2 separate regions of the Homo sapiens genome follow, and region 2 is linked to region 1. The links are chromatin loops, found by intact Hi-C in ENCODE. Cell type or tissue: GM12878. All regions are shown on one strand. Links, peaks and the distances in the headings refer to the core of each region. The heading gives the core; the rest is flanking DNA. Region 1 overlaps TMEM252-DT (TMEM252 divergent transcript). Region 2 holds the start of LOC101927069 (a long non-coding RNA gene).

Evidence for each region. A loop is a pair of places that touch in the nucleus more often than their neighbours do. Peaks named below come from ENCODE experiments on the same cell type or tissue, not always from the same donor. Only the 100,000 strongest peaks of a DNase experiment are listed, where the experiment ranks them.
Region 2: a loop joins it to region 1, with 2.3 times the contacts of the local background. A loop is called at or near these places in 1 of 110 quality-filtered maps.

What each region holds. Positions count from the first base shown.
Region 1 is chr9:68,639,616-68,647,955 of GRCh38, reverse strand. TMEM252-DT (TMEM252 divergent transcript) reads right to left here. Exons shown (of 5, transcript NR_187592.1): 5 at 3,506-4,363. Among named protein-coding and RNA genes, the nearest start is that of PIP5K1B, 61 kb to the left of the region's middle. RefSeq lists an enhancer at 3,967-4,046. In GM12878, for the core only: no CTCF peak of the experiment used is centred there; DNase peaks (open chromatin) are centred at 3,805 and 7,285; H3K4me3 peaks cover 1,860 bases; H3K27ac peaks cover 3,824 bases.
Region 2 is chr9:68,971,024-68,979,363 of GRCh38, reverse strand. All of the region lies in intron 14 of PIP5K1B (phosphatidylinositol-4-phosphate 5-kinase type 1 beta), which reads right to left. It overlaps LOC101927069 (a long non-coding RNA gene), which reads left to right and starts at 3,523. Exons shown (of 3, transcript NR_110647.1): 1 at 3,523-3,700. In GM12878, for the core only: no CTCF peak of the experiment used is centred there; DNase peaks (open chromatin) are centred at 1,139 and 4,723; H3K4me3 peaks cover 2,072 bases; H3K27ac peaks cover 2,234 bases.

The sequences.
Region 1 (8,340 bases), core at 285-8,284:
GGTGTGAGCCACTGTGCCCAGCCCATTTGACTATTATTTAGTGGGCATAGGATATATACCAAGGACTGTGCGAAGTGCTGGGAATAGAATGTTGAACAAAAACAGACATGGCCCTTGCTTTCATAAAGCTTAAATCTAATAAAGGAGGCAGATATTTATCAAATAATGACATCAATAAATATCTAATTTCTAAACCTAAGGAAAATATTCTGAAGCAAAAGAATATAGTTCCATGACAGCACAGAACAAAGGAACCTATTCTAGATTGGTGGAAACGGGAGTGAAGAGGAAAAGAGGGAGGCTCAGGAGGACTTCCCTAAGAAAGTCCTGCTCTAACTGAAATCTGAAAGATGAGTAGAGGTAAGTTAGGTCAGGCTGGAGGATGAGGGGTTGGAGAGGAAAATTTATAGACTGAGAAAAGAGTGTATAAAGGCCCTGTGCAGAAATGCAGCATGGGGCCAGGTGTGCTGGCTCAAGCCTGTAATCCCAGCACTGTGGGATGGTGAGGCGGGTGGATCACTTGAGTTCAGGAGTTTGAGACCAGTCTGATCAACATGGTGAAACCCTGTCTGGACTAAACATACAAAAATTAGCTGGGTGTAGTGATGGGTGCCTGTAATCCCAGCTACTTGGGAGGCTGAGGCAGGAGAATTGCTTGAACCCGGGAGGTGGAGGTTGCTGTGGGCCGAGATCGCACCACTGCACTCCCACCTGGGCCACAGAACAAGATTCCATCTCAAATAAATAAATAAATAACATAAAAAGAAATGCAGCAAGGTGCATTCGAATTAAAATCAGGCCAATGTGGCTGTATTGAAGAGCATACAGGTGACAATGGGGCAAGAAGCAGCTCGGGAGGTACAGCAGAGACAAGACTATGTAGGGCCTTGCAAATCTTGTGTGTATCAATTAGAAACTGACTGCAACTCCCAGTGCCAGAAATCCAACTGGTGAATATAATATGTAAAGATTTTGTTCTCTGGCGTAGAAGCAGCCCAGAAGTAGAAAATCAAGTCTTGTAGCATGGTTTCCCAAGTCATCGGGACCCATGCCTCTTTTATCTTTCTGCCTTACCATTTCTGGTTCTAGCCTCCTTCAAGGTCTCAAGATGGAGGCTGGAGTGCCAGTCATCACAACCATATTTCAAACATGAAGAACCCAAAGGGCAAGGATAAAAGGACTTTCCTGGGTACTCTGTTTAACAACTTCTGCTTATACCGCACAGGTTATTTATTCCTCTCTGTAAAGGAAGTTAGGAATTATCTTTTTGTTTATTTGTGTCTGAGATATATTGCTGTCCCAATAACAGAAGATTTTTGGGAGGTAGAAGGAGAAAACAGATATTGTGGAAAGGCTGTCTTTGCAACACAGTGTTAAAAATTTTGATCATTTTCCTGTGATCCATAGGAAGTTATTGGCAAGTTTTAAGGAAGGACATGGTGGGACTGGCTGCAATGTGGAGAAAGGAATTGGGGCTGGGAAAGCAGAGTGAATGGAGAGAAAACTCAGGAGAATAAAGAGATGATGGCAGCTTAGATTGATGCTACAGTGACTATCCTATGGTGATGACTATGGAAATATTGGAATCAAGATTGTTTTGAGAGACATTTAAGAAATGAAAGAGATAGGTCCTAGTGATGAATTAAGTATGGTGAGTGAGGGAGAAGAGGGCATCAAGAATGATATATGCTGGATGGATAATGGTATCAATCATTGAGACAGAGAACAAAGGAAAAGGAGCAGTTTTGCTGAGGAAGATCATGAACTTGGTCTTAAGCAAATTGAAGAGGAATGCCTTCCAAATGGAGATGTGGTAAACAAATAATCGGGCTTCTGGGTCTGGAACATGGAGGTGTGGTCTGGGCTGGAGATGTAAGCTGGTATCACATAACTGAAATCATGATTGATAATGATTGTCAGGATAGAGTGGAGTATACAAAGTGAGAAGAGGGTCTAGGACTGAGACTTGGGGAACTTCAATATTTAATGGAAGGTAGAGGAGAAAGAGGCAGAAATGGAGACAAAACAGGAGCAGTCAGAGACTTGGAAGGAAAACCAAGATGTAGTATCAGAGGCAACAAAGTCCAAGCAAGAGGGATTGTGCCCATTGTCAGCAAGAGGGTCAATGAGATAAAGACTGAAAAAGTTTTTTGGATTTAGCAACATGGAGACCACTAGAGATCTTTGTGAGGGCGACTTGGTGGAATATTTGGGCTAGAAACCAGATTGTAATGTGCTAAAGAGTGAGGCAGATTTGAAAAAATGGCAGCAGTGAGTACATAATTTGTTAAAAGACTGGCTCTGAAGGAAAAGAGAGAGATACAGAAGTGGCAAGAGGGAAAACATGGCCCTTTCCATATTATTTTGTAATATGGAAAGGCCTAGAGTGACCTAGGGCTTCATTACTTGTGGGAAGGACCCAGCTGAGAGGAGAGAAGGGGTAACTGATACATGGAAAGTTTCTGGAAAGGTGGGAGGATATGGGAAAGGTGGGAGGATAAGCACAGGCCGTGAGGTGACCCTAATGAGGTCTAAGCGATGGTATAGTGAGAAGTGCAGGAGAGATAAGGATTTGAAGTCAGAAAGTAGGATATTGCAGTTCAGGATAACAATTTTTCATCTCACACTTTCCAAAGTACTAATATACTATCTTGGGGGAAATGAAGTCATACAAGTGTATAATTTTTAGGAAATGTGCAGATCACGTTAAGGTTGTCACAAATGTTAAGCACTTCCCTTTCATTTTCTCTCTCTCGGGTATCTAATTCGATGAGACCTCAATAAAATAATGTAGTAGGAGTTAGGATTTACTAAGCCTTCTTGAGAGCACGTAATCCTTCCAACATCCCTGTGAAGTAGATGCTATTATAGTCTCAATAGTAGAGATGAGGAAATTGAGCTTTAGAGGGGTTAAGTAACTGGTCTGAGGTCACTTGCTATTCTGTGGTAACAGGATTCACAGGATTCAAAGCTTTATCTGAGGCATAAGTTCTGGTGATCTATTGCACAGTGTAGTGACTAGAACAATAATGGATTGTATATTTCAAAATTGCTGAAAGACTAGATTTTAAATGTTCTCATCACAAAAAAATGAGTATGTAAGGTAATGTGTATGGTTAATTAGCCTGATTTGATCATTCCACAATGTATGCATGTATTGAAACATCACATTGTACCACATAAGTATATACAATTATTATTTGTCAATTTAAAGTAAAATTAAAACATTTTTAGAAAGCTTTATCTGCCTACTGCAGGATTCTTTGCTGCCGTGCTGGGCTACATGCCTCATCAGAAAAGACGCTGATAGGCAAATCCACTCAGACATAAACTAGTCTGCAAGGGAGGCAGGACTTCCCTGAGGTAAGATTAAAACCTGTGTTTGTGGCTTGGAGGTTATCACAGCAACATCCCTTAGTAGAAGGTTATCTCTTCTTAAAGTATCACAGTGTGAATGAAACTTATTATAAAATAGGGGAGAAAAGCAAGAGAAATGAAACAAGAAATACCACCTCAAAACGCAACAAGTTTATTTAAGGTTAATCTACGCAGAGAGACAATTGTCCATAGAACCTTAAAGTACTCAGGCAAATATGTAGCAGGTGGGATTTCCAAGTTGCTGCTCTGGGATTTCCAACGTTTTACTGTGCAGCCTGAGGGCAAGTTTCTTTGTTGACTGTGTACTTCTACTTCACCACAGAGTACTTCATTTTGATCTGCGCTATGATATTTTTCAGAGAGTTGCTTATTTCAGGGAAATGCCATATACAACGAAGAGACGTCCGGAAATACTTTACATCAGATCTGGGCAGTTTCCCTGAGACAAAATGGCTGCCCACAGGGTTTTCACAGGGGCGGGTCTTTGGTCATTTTTAATTGACATCAGTGAAATTTGACCCGTGGCTAGAGGTCACCAGGATGTGTGCTTGAGTTTACTTCCCCTTCTTTAAGCTCCAGTGACTCCACCCAGCAAAACAAGGGATGGAATGATTGACATCTGTCTGCCAAGGGCTCTCCTGGGAACTTCAGGAGCATTCTATTTCTAGGAAGAAAGCAAGACTCTAGGGTCGGGATTTTCCATTACTGCTTCTGGAAATCTAAGAAATGCTTTTTAGTCTCTCTTCTTCCCTTCTTCTATTCCACCGAAAATAAAAACTTTCCCCCAAACCTATAAACCGTGAAAGTAAAGAGATAACACAAACAGACATTTTTGTTGACGTTCCTTCTTCTTTCACTTCAGCTTCTTCGTTAGAAGCAATTCGTGGCCTTTGAAGGTTGAATCAGGAAAGTTAAAGGACTGTAATTATTCAAAGTGTACTTTTCTTCTGGGGATGCTTGGGGGTTGACTTTGGGGTTCCACGGCCTGGAAATTTAAGGCAATAAAGAGCAAATGACAGTGACTGCCTCATGAAAAGTTTGCTTTCTCAATGCTGTGACAGGAGCTATAGAATAAAAAAAATCCTTGCATGTCATTTATTCATAATCTTATGAAGTAGATTATCTTTGCCCTATTTATGTTTCTCACTTTAGATTATTGGGGAACAGCCTGAATCCAGGGAGGGTGATGTTTCTGGCTTCTTGCCTTATAACTAACTTTTTAGCAACTCCCAGTTTCTTGATTTCACTAATCTTTCCCAAGCCTTAAAATCTCTTTATAAGATATTGAACTTTAACTGACAGCAAGTATATTTGAAGATAGGGTTGGTAGAAGAAAAACAGAACTACACCGTAATTATAACTATATATGCATATTAACAATGGCCTACATATATTTTCCAGCCATTGGGCTAAGCTCCTTATAGGAATTACCTCTCTATAATTACCTTATAGAATTCTATAATTACCTTATAGAATTTACAGTAATCCTATAAGGTTGGTACTATTATCATCTCTTTATTTTCTGCTGAGGAAACTGAGATTTAGAATGATTGAACAGCCATTGCAAAATTGTAACTGAGACGGTGAAAGAGATCTGACCTAACCAACTCCATCTCGCTTCTAACCTCCAAGCTGTCCTTGTTCATTCCTGGGCATAGGCCGAACTAACTTTGGGAGAAACAGTTTATAGTTTAAAACAAAGATGATGACAGCCCTTTCCCAAAACAAACCTCCTTTTTGCCTGGGGACTAGACTGCCTTTGTAGGACTGAGAAATTAGCCACAAGGTTAAAAATTATGATTTAGAAGTCATGCAGCTGGAGGCTATAAAATTCTGACCCTCCCTAAACTTCTCCTAAGATTAGTGCTTGAGATATTTTGCAGCCCCTGCACTTAATGGATCATCTGGCACCACCCAGATCGATAAACTGGCTCATCTGATCTTGTGGCCCCCACCCAGGAACTGACTCAGTACAAGAAGACAGCTTTGACTCCCTTGCTTTCATCTCTGACCAATCAGCACTCCTGGCTCACAGGCCTCCCCCTACCCACCAAGTTGTCCTTAAAAACTCTGATCCCAGAATGCTCAGGGAGACCGATTTGAGTAATAATAAAACTCCCATCTACCGCACAGCCATCTGTGCGTGAATTACTCTTTCTGTATTGCAATTCCCCTGCCTTGATAAATTGGCTTTGTCTAGGCAGCAGGCAAGGTGAACCCACTGGGTGGTTACAAGTAAACCAAAAAAATTAATAATAGGAATTCCCTATTCTTGACAGTTATGCTATCTTGCCCCTAGGAAATGTCACTTGTTAGGCATGAATTGCCAAGCAGAGAAGGAAGATGGCAAAGTTTACAGGAAGGAAAAATGTCAAGGCTCCTTTCACCAAACAAGGAGATCCTGGAACCCAAAGCTGGAGACAACTCTGTATCACATCCTTCACATCCCACTCCAGGCTTTCAAACATAAAATGAGAATTGGCCAGTTTAAGGATTCTAGAATCCACAAGACTCTATAGCTTCAGTTGTCCCCCTCATTCATGAAGTCATACCCAAGCGCTTAGCTCTCAGGGATATCCACTCCGGTGATTTTCTGCAGCACTCTCAAGGAATAAAGCTCATAAAGAAATTCCTTATAGTGTTGCATAGCACATTTTGGGTTTTTGTTTTGTTTTGTTTTAAGATGGAGTCTCACCCTGTCACCCAGGCTGCAGTGCAGTGATGCAATCTTGGCTCACTGCAACCTCCGCCTCCCGCGTTCAAGCAATTCTCCTGCCTCAGCCTCCTGAGTAGGTGGAATTATAGGCGTGCACCCCACACCTGACTATTTTTTTTTTTTTTGTATTTTTACTAGAGATGGGGTTTCACCCTGTTGACCAGGCTGGTCTTGAACTCCTGATCTCAAGTGATCCACCCGCCGTGGTCTCCCAAAATGCTGGGATTACAGACATGAGCCACCACACCCAGCCATAGCATGTTTGTATAGTTACTGCATTTCATCGCCACTAAACTTTGTGAGGTAGGCTAGGGCATACATTAACTTTTATTTTTATTATTTCTTTTCTGTAGACATGGAAATTGACCCCTAGAGAGGTAAGTTAACTTGCCAAAGGCACTGGACAAATTTGGGGTAGTGCTGGGACCAGTACTCAGGACCTTCAGCCGTAAGACCTGATTTGTTCTATGACACCATGTCCCTCCCGTCAGCATCAAGAGATGTTTGTCCAGAGCCTGGGAGGTATAGGCCTTTGAGCAAAGCTCTCTGGATAGGAAAACAGATGTGGTCTCCACCCTGGGAAGGATTTCTATTTTCTTTGGGAGATGACCCTTATTCTAATCCAATTACTTACCACACAAATAGTTCATTGGTTTTTTGGAAATATATTGCAAGCACAATCAAGTTTATACTTCTTTTCTGTGCCCCCAGGGATTTTATACATTGCCCCACACCCAGCAGGTGCTTTGTGTGTTGGTTCAATGAAGCTTACATTAGAGACTAAGAGTGGCAGTTTGATAGAAAGAGTGGAGACATTGGAACCTGGTCTGTGTTCACGTCCTGCCTCTGCACTTTCTGGTTGTGTGACCTAGGCAGGCATCTGACCCCTCAGTGCTTCAGGTACCTCAACTATGAAAGGAAGACCTTAGTAAATACCACACAGAGTGATGCAAGGACTGTGACATAATACAGCTATGGTCTTGAGTATACTACCTGGCACAGAGTAAGGAGGCAGGAAATGTTCACTATACTATTATTAGGATGTGTACCTTATCATCTTCCTAATACTTTCAGCTTGTCATTGTTGAGCCTGCAAAGTTTCCTGTATGTATTTCAGCACATGCTTCTGTAGAATCTAATTGCAGGTGGTTCTCTTTTCTTTTCATTCAGGCGAGGAGGATCATCACATTCAAAGCTATAGTTCAACCAAGTGCAACTTAGCACTGTAACTTCCTTAGCTACAGTCATGCCTATTAATAGGATCAACCTGGGACCTTCTTGGCAGGTGTCAACTCCACCCACAACCAAGTTCACCAAAAACACAAGTTAAATTTGGAACAGGAGGCTTTGAACAAGATGCCCCTGGTTGCTACATGTGGTACTCTTACCCTAAATGCAGTGGCTAGGGGAGCTGCATTTTAGTGTTACGATACTTCCGATAGGACCAGCAACTGCTAGAAACTGCTAGAATCCTATTCAAAGGATTCCTGGAGCTCCTTTAATAGAGCACATTAGTGTGGACCAAAGTCATTTCCCAAAGAGTGGGACCCCCTAAGCCCCCTGTGCCAAAGTTGGACACAAGGGCTCATAGAGTCCGTCTGCTATCTCACAAGATGCTTCTGAGCCCAGATGATTTCAGCTCAGTAACGTCCAATCTGCCTGCTTGTTTTCCCTTCTGCTTTCCCCAAAGCAGCCTCAGAAAAAAGGAAATGTTGCCTGTGTTGAAATGGGGCCTCTGTTGGAAAAAATAAAACACAGTTTCACTGCAGGTCAGCATACTCAACCCTACACTCTCCTCGTAATGGAATATAAAGCAATGAAACTCTTTCGGGTTCATTACTTGGAACTCTATCAATTTGTCTCCAATTTACTCATTCCTTTGATTCAGGTAGGAGAGAGCAATGATGGCCTTGACTTCCAGAGTCACCTCCCACCTGGGATTTCTCAGGCCCAGAAGCACACTCCTTTCCATTGCTTTAACTCTTAATTCCTCTCCCCTGCCCCACTGCATAGAAATTAGCATGAGTAGACGTGTCTATCTCTACTGTGAACTATGTACTTAGCATAAAATACCTTTAAAATAACTTGATAGCAGCTCAGCTGTCTCTGGAAATATACCCAGTTGAGCCTTTTAATTATAAGATGTTTGTTGTTCCCCCGGTATTTGAACAATTGCTTTTCTAATTTCTGAACCTACCTGTAGCTATATTTTTTGAACTCTTAGGATATGCTAGGCTCTGCACTAT
Region 2 (8,340 bases), core at 207-8,206, 330 kb before region 1:
TACTGTGATGACTGTATTACACATGTTATTTCATTTACTCATTAAAAAGAACCCTGTTAGGTGAGGTCTCTGGCTATTTATTTTGTACATTTGAGTATTAAGACTATCTTGTCTCACCTCTGGTGGCATTTGGATTTGAACGTAGGTCTGACTGGAGTAACCTGTCCTACACATATTGCCTTGAGCCATCCAATCACTGCAGAAAATTAGCCCTTTCCTGTGTTTCTAAGTTATCCCCAGCAACCATGGTTCAATTATAAAAGAGAAAAAGAGATACAGAGATCCATTTCCCAATGACAAATCTATTTCTATATACAAGTCTTGATTATTTGATTTCATCAAAGGAACAAGGAATAGTTGTTAAAGCACAACAACAGAAACCTTCGACACCCCTACTCATATCATATACAGAAATTAATTTGAGATGGATCACCGACAAAATGTGAAAGTTAAACGTAGAAAGCTTCCAGGAAAAAACGAAGGAGAAAAGCCCTTCGGGTCACGTCTAAGAAGGGGCAGAAGGGAACTTGCTGGTGGGATGGGGGAATGTTCTTTATCTTGATCTGGGTGATGGTAACTTGGGTACATATTTTTCAAAATTTATGGAACTACAAAGATTTCTGCATTTTTACTATATATAAATTTTACTTTAATAATGAACTGTCAGCATAATAAACAGTATCTGCTTTTCTCCCTACAAAACTACCAATCATCCATTCAAATGTATACTGAGTGCCTACTTCATTCCAAGTGCTGGGCTTAAACCAAAAAGTAAGCAGACATGGTCAGAACACCAACTTAGGGAGCTTCCCAAAAAGTTGGGGCAACAACCTAAGTGTGCCTTATCTGATGAATGGTTAAAGCAAATGTGGTATACATATACAAAGGAAGAGTATTCATCCTTAAAAAAGAAGGAAATTCTGCCATTTGCAATAACATGGATGAACCTGGAGGACATTATGCTAAATGAAATACGCCAGACGCAAAAAGCCAAACACTGCATGAACTCATTTGTAAAATCTAAGAAAGCTGAACTCATAAAAGCAGAGACTAGAATGATAGTTACTGGTGGAAAGAAGAGGAAGTGAGGAGGTGTTGGCCAAAATGTATGCCAGATGAGGAAGTTCTGGAGATCTGAGGCACAGTGTGGTGACCATAGTTAATAATCACGTATTGTGTACTTGAGATTTGCTAGAAGAGTTGATCTTAAGGGTTCTCACCACACAAAAGATATAACCACGTGAGGTGATAGATATGTTAATTGGCTTGATGTGGTAATCATTTTACAATGTATCACCTTAAATATATATAATTTTTATTTGTTAAGTATACCTCAATAAAGCTGGGGAAAAACCCTAAAAACCCCCAAAAGTTGAGGAGATATATATTAATAATAAATGTTAAAAAGAAGCCAATAGGCCAGGCGCGGTGGCTCACGCCTGTAATCCCAGCACTTTGGGAGGCCAAGGTGGGTGGATCACAAGGTCAGGAGTTCGAGACCAGCCTGGGGTGAAACCACATCTCTACTAAAAATACAAAAAATTAGCTGGGTGTGGTGGTACACACCTGTAATCCCAGCTACTCGGGAGGCTGAGGCAGGAGAATCGCTTCAACCTGGGAGGCAGAGGTTCCAGTGAGCCGAGACCATGCCACTGTACCCCAGCCTGGACAACAGAGCGAGACTCCGTCTCGAAAAAAAAAAAAAAAAGAAGCCAATAATTATATGATTATGAAATATATAAATGCAAAAAAATACGCCACCAAAATAACATCCAAGACAACAACAACAGCAAACCAAAATAAAAACCTTCACCATCAAAGTAATTTCTCTTTCTTTTTTTGAGACAAAGTCTTGCTCTATCACCCAGGCTGGAGTGCAGTAGCCCAATCTCAGCTCACTGCAACCTCTGCCTCCCGGGTTCAAGCGATGTTTGTGCCTCAGCCTCCCAGGTAGCTGGGATTACAGGCAAGCACCACCACACCTGGCTAATTTTTTATATTTTTAGTAGAGATGGGATTTCCCCAGGTTGGCCAGGCTAGTCTCCAACTCCCAACCTCAGGTGATCTGCTCGCCTTGGCCTCCCAAAGTGCTGGGATTACAGCCGTGAGCCACCATGCTAGGCCCATCAAAGTAATTTCTATTAAGCTTCACAATACTGGATGGCTTCTGCTCTCTAGGACAATGTGTTTTACTGTTCATATGTGGCAGAGTCTAACATTATAATTAGTTCCCTTCCTAGAGCTCATATCCATGGAATTAAGAGAGAATATATTTAGGTAGATCCCAGAGGTGAGGCTTAGGTAGATTTAAAAAATGGCAGTATGGGCCATCCATGAAACATTCCCAGGTAGACAGCACACATTGAAAACAGGGTTGACTGTGTTCTCTAGCTAGAGAAAAGCACCATGAAGGCAACAGGAATTGGGACCTTTTGAATCATAGGGCAGGGGTCCCCAACCCCCAGGCCATAGACTGTTACTGGTCTGTGGCCCGCTAGGAACCAGGCCGCACAGCAGGAGGTGAGTGGTGGGTGAGTGAGCATTACTGCCTAAGCTCTGCCTTAGGCAGTAATCAGTGGTGGCATTAGATTCTCAAAGGAGCATGAACTCCATTGTGAACTGCTCATGAGAGGGATCTAGGTTTTGTGTTTCTCATGAGAATCTAATGCCTGATGATCTGAGGCAGAACAGTTTCATTCTGAAACCATCCCTACTCTGCCGTCCAATCCATGGAAAAATTGTCTTCCACAAAACTGGTCCCTGGTGCCAAAAGGGTTGGGGACCACTGTCATAGGGCACCGATGGCCCCTGTGGCTCAGAGGAGCAGTACAATATGTGAAAGAAGGAGCTACAGCAAGAGGCAGGGTAGTGGGGTTGTGGTAGCAACATGGCACTAAGTAGCTGTGAGTACTGTATTTGGGTAAGACATTGAATTTTCCTGTACTCCACAGTTCCCTTCTCTGTAAAAATCAGGAGTTTGGATTTGATCAGGTCTTGCTAGCTTCCAAAAGTTTTGATTCTTAGCCTTAGTTGGTCTTCTCTAACTAAAGTTTGAGATCAGAGTGGCATACTGGAAATAAAATATGCTGAATTGGAAATGCCTTTTGCTGTGTAAGCTAATGGAACCAATAAAGGTTTAAGACACAGTGAACAGGAAACAATTCCTGGCCTAAGCACTATTATTTCTCTGTACTACACCTCAATGGCATAATTCCCATGGATAGTGGTTTGCTGCCAGATACTCTGCAATCTCTATACTTGCTGCTGTCAGATTCAAACAAACAAAAATTACTCAGAAAAACAAAGCTTTATTCAGAGCCATGTTGTTATGGGTTGAATTGCATCTCCCTAAAATTCATATGTTTAAGTCCTAGCCCCCAGTACCTCAGAATGTGACCCTATTTGGGAATGAGTTTGTTGCAGACATAATTAGTTAAGATGAGGTCATAGTGGAATAGGGTGTGTCCTACTTCGGTATGACTGGTGTTCTTATAAAAAGGGGAAGTTTGGACATAGAGACACAAATACACAAGGAAAGCTCCATGGAAGATAAAGGCAGAGATTTACAAGCCAAGGAATGTCAAAGACGGCCAGCACACCACCAGAAGCTAGCAGAGAGGTATGGAACAGATTCTTCTTCACAACCTCAGAGGGAAAACCCTGCTGATACCTGGATTTCAAACTCCTGGCCTCCAGAACGGTGAGACAAATTTCTGTTGTTTAAGCCATCCAGTTCATGGTACTTTGTAAGGGCAGCTTAGCAAACTAATACTGGTGGTATAAATGCCTGAAGGACAAGCTGGCCTCGGCAAATAGGCTGACTCACTGACTTTCCCTCCATAACACCACCTTGGGAAAAAAGAACTTCTCACTGACATGCATTCATAAATAAACACCTTAACTTTTAGGAAGTTTATATTTTAGGCAACTGAAAAAAAGTACAATTCATATTTCTTGCTAAACACTACATTTTCTGTCTTTAAAAAGTAAGACGTGGCTGGGTGCAGTGGCTCATGCCTGTAATCCCAGCACTTTGGGAGGCTAAGGCAGGTAGATTATTTGAGTCCAGGAGTTTGAGACCAGCCTGGGGAAAATGGCGAAACCCTGTCTCTACAAAAAATATAAACATTAGCTGGGCATGCTGGCACACACCTATAGTCCCAGCCACTTGGGAGGCTGGGGTGGGAGGGCTGCTTGAGTTCACAAGGCTGAGGCTGCAGCGAGCTGTGATCGTGCCACTGCACTCCAGCCTGGGTGACACAGCAAAACTGTCTCAAAACCAGCCAACCTAACAAACAAAAACCCAGAACAAAAAGCAAGGCCCTTCTTCAGTAAAATCCAACAAACATTTTTTAAACCTTTATTAGTGACCAGGAATTGCTAGATAGTGTTTGTGCCTTAGCTTTCAGACTCTACTCAGGTTGTCACCATGTCAATGTGCTAAAAACACACAGGGTTGAAATGAGCACCCTCAGCATGTAAGTGGTATCCTTCAGTCAAAACCCAAATTACTATTAGGTCTGCAGAAGCTGCTGAAAAAATAATATGAAAACAGATTAGAAAAGCAGCTTCGCTCTCACAGATGTACACTGTAATTATAACTGTTCAGAGCTATTGGAAAATCATAAGCAGAATTGACTTTCTGTCCTTGCTAGCTTCAAAGAGGTGCAGAATGACAGGAAAGTTCTCTCATTCGTGGCTAGGCTGACACCAAACGAATTACAAGTTCTGATCTGACTAATCAGAAAATGTCACAGAAGCTACTGGTCTCTGCTATACAGGTCGACACCTGTCCTGAGTCACTAGGAACGTAAGCAGTTTAGGGATAGACATACTTGTTCTGGTTTCTAAATCATGGTACAGCTTTAGTAATCTCTGGCAGTGGTTCTTTTATATACCCAAACCCTTCCTATAAGTTAAGGATCAAGGCTAGGCGTGTTAGAATCTGACATTAGTAACACTCCAATTGCTTAAATAGTGGTTCTCAAGCTTTAATGTGCATTAGAATTGACAACAGGAAGCTGCATTTTAAACAACTTGTTTCTGAAGCAGGTGATTCTAGAGCCTATACTTTAAGAAATGCTGGCTTAGAGAAATGGTAAAGCAGTGAGATGTGCAGTCTAGAAATGGCATAGTATGCTTCTAAGAATGACTGAGGACCAGAATGATCCATCTTAGCAAGAATGAAGAGGAAGGCTGGGTGTGGTGACTCACACCTGTAATCCCAGCACTTTGGGAGGCCGAGATGGGAGGATTTCTTGAGTCCAGGAGTTTGAAACCAGCCTGGGCAACAGGGTGGAACCCCATTTCTACAAAAAATTAGCCAGGCATGGTGGCACACGCCTGTAGTTCCAGCTACTTGGGAAGCTGAGGTGGGAGGATCGCTTGAGCCCGGGAGGTGAAGGTTGCAGTGAGCCAAGATCAGGCCACTGTGCTCCAGCTTGGGTGACAGTGTGAGACCCTGTCTCCCCTACCCCGAAAAAAATTGTTGAGTAACATATGGGTCAAAGGGCACTGCTGAAGGCCCTGCCTGTGCCTCCTGGCTTGGTGCTAGTGTTTAGACTGTCTGTAGGGGTTAGCATTCTGGCTTAGGAGGCTGGGGCCTGGCTGGTGTTCAGGAGCTCTGAATTCCACCCTTAGGTCAGATATGTAACCATTTACCACATCACACTGAATAAATCCTACCTTCCAGAAAGCACATATATGTAAACTAATAAATGATTAGGCCCTTGGTTAAGAACCACAAATACGCTCCCCATAATTTTACACTGTTTATAGACCTGACTTCTTGTTATGTATTAATGTGCTTAGCCATTTGTAAATACAAATATTAATGTTTACAAGCTGTCACTGAAACTATATACCCTTTTCCTATGTTTTTGACCTCCTCTTAAAAAGTCTAAATTATCCATTTTCAGAGTCCCATTTAAGCTTTAGTTATTTTGGATAATGTCTATCTTTCATAGGTATATCTAAATCCTATTTACATAAAATTTCTTAATGGCTATTACTAAAAATGCTCTCAAAATATTTATCATTGATGTATCTACATATCTACAGCCTCTCCTTAGATTTTTTTTTCTTGTTAATGTGTTTGTTTTATTTTATTTTATTATTTTGAGATGGAGTCTCGCTCTGTCGCCCAGGCTGGAGTTCACTGCAACAGATGAGGTTGTTGTATTACGTCTGAGCTGTTGCGGGAGCAGGCACTGGAAGGCTTTAGTTCTTGCCTTGTGGTCTCCCCTTCTAACCAGCATTACTTAGCTGGGGCTTGCTTGGGCAGTCACTTTATCTTTCTGAGCTTGTTCTTTATCCCTATCACAGTGATAAAAATCACTCTCGTTATTTACAACAGGGTTGATGTAAATAATAACATGTGCAAGTGTCTACCATCTGCTTGCCTTCGGAAGGCACCTATTAGATGTCCTTGCTCATGCTGGAGGTGCCTGAATTTACCCTCCTCATTGTCTCCTGGTCCCTGGAGCATTTGGGAGAATTCAGTGAGGCTGACTGTTATAAAATCTGTCCCTTGTGTTCAATACATTTTAGTTATTAGTATTATTGTTGAAGATAATTATATAAAGAAACACATGTTATAGACTTGACTGGCTCAGAAGGAGTTGTGTACAAGTAAAGGCTTAACAACCAGCATTTAGGAAAAAAACCCATGTGCACATATGTATGTACATAAAGTTTTTATACTTATATTTTTATTTTTTCAGACAAAGTCTTGCTTGCTCTGTCGCTCAGGATGGAGTGTAGTGGTATGATCTTAGCTCACTACAACCTCTGCCTCCCAGGTTCAAGTGATTCTCCTGCCTTACGCTCCCAAGTAACTGGGACTACAGGCACACACCACCACACCCAGCTAATTTTTGTATTTTTTGTAGAGACGGGGTTTTACCACGTTAGCCGGGCTGGTCTTGAACTCCTGACCTCAGGTGATCCACCCGCCTCGATCGCCCATTATTAACAATCAAATGGCTGTTCTTCATGGTACTGGTACAAAAACAGATATATACACCAATGGAACAGAACAGAGGCCTCAGAAACAACACCACACATCTACAACCATCTGATCTTTGACAAACCTGACAAAAACAAGCAATGAAGAAAGGATTCCCTATTTAATAAATGGTGTTGGGAAAACTGGCTAGCCATATGCAGAAAACTGAAACTGGACCCCTTCCTTACACCTTATACAAAAATTAACTCAAGATGGACTAAAGATTTAAACATAAGACCTAAAACAATAAAAACCCTAGAAGAAAACCTAGGCATTACCATTCAGGACATAGACATGGGCAAAGACTTAATGACTAAAACACCAAAAGCAATGGCAACAAAAGCCAAAACTGACAAATGAGATCTAATTAAACTAAAGAGCTCCTGCATAGCAAAAGAAACTATCATCAGAGTGAACAGGCAACCTACAGAATGGAAGAAAATTTTTGCAATCTATCCATCTAACAAAGGGCTAATATCCAGAATCTACAAGGAACTTAAACAAATTTACAAGAAAAAACAACCCCATCAAAAAGTGGGCAAAGGATATGAACAGACACTTTTCAAAAGAAGACATTTATGCAGCCAACAAACATGAAAAAAAGCTCATCATCACGTCATTAGAGAAATGCAAATCAAAACCACAATGAGATACCATCTCACGCCAGTTAGAATGGCGATCATTAAAATGTCAGGAAACAACAGATGCTGGAGAGGATGTGGAGAAATAGGAATGCTTTTACACTGCTGGTGGGACTGTAAACTAGTTCAACCATTGTGGAAGAGAGTGTGGCAGTTCCTCAAGGATCTAGAACTAGAAATACCATTTGACCCAGAAATCCCATTACTGGGTATATACCATAAGGATTATAAACGATTCTACTATAAAGACACACGCACAAGTATGTTTATTGCAGCACTATTCACAATAGCAAATAATTGGAACCAACCGAAATGCCCATCAATGATAGACTAGATAAAGAAAATGTGGTACATATACACCATGGAATACTATGTAGCCACAAAAAAGAGTGAGTTTATGTCCTTTGCAGGGACATTGATGAAGCTGGAAGCCATCATTCTCAGCAAACTAACACAAGAACAGAAAACCAAACACTGCATGTTCTCACTCGTAAGTGGGAATTGAATAATGAGAACATATGGGCACAGGGAAGGGAACATCATACACTGGGGCCTGTCGGGGAGTGGGGGGCACTCTATCATTAGGAGAATTACCTAATGGAGATGACGGGTTGAGGGGTGCAGCAAACCACCATGGCACATGTATACCTATGTAACAAACCTGCACGTTCTGCATACGTATCCCAGAACTTA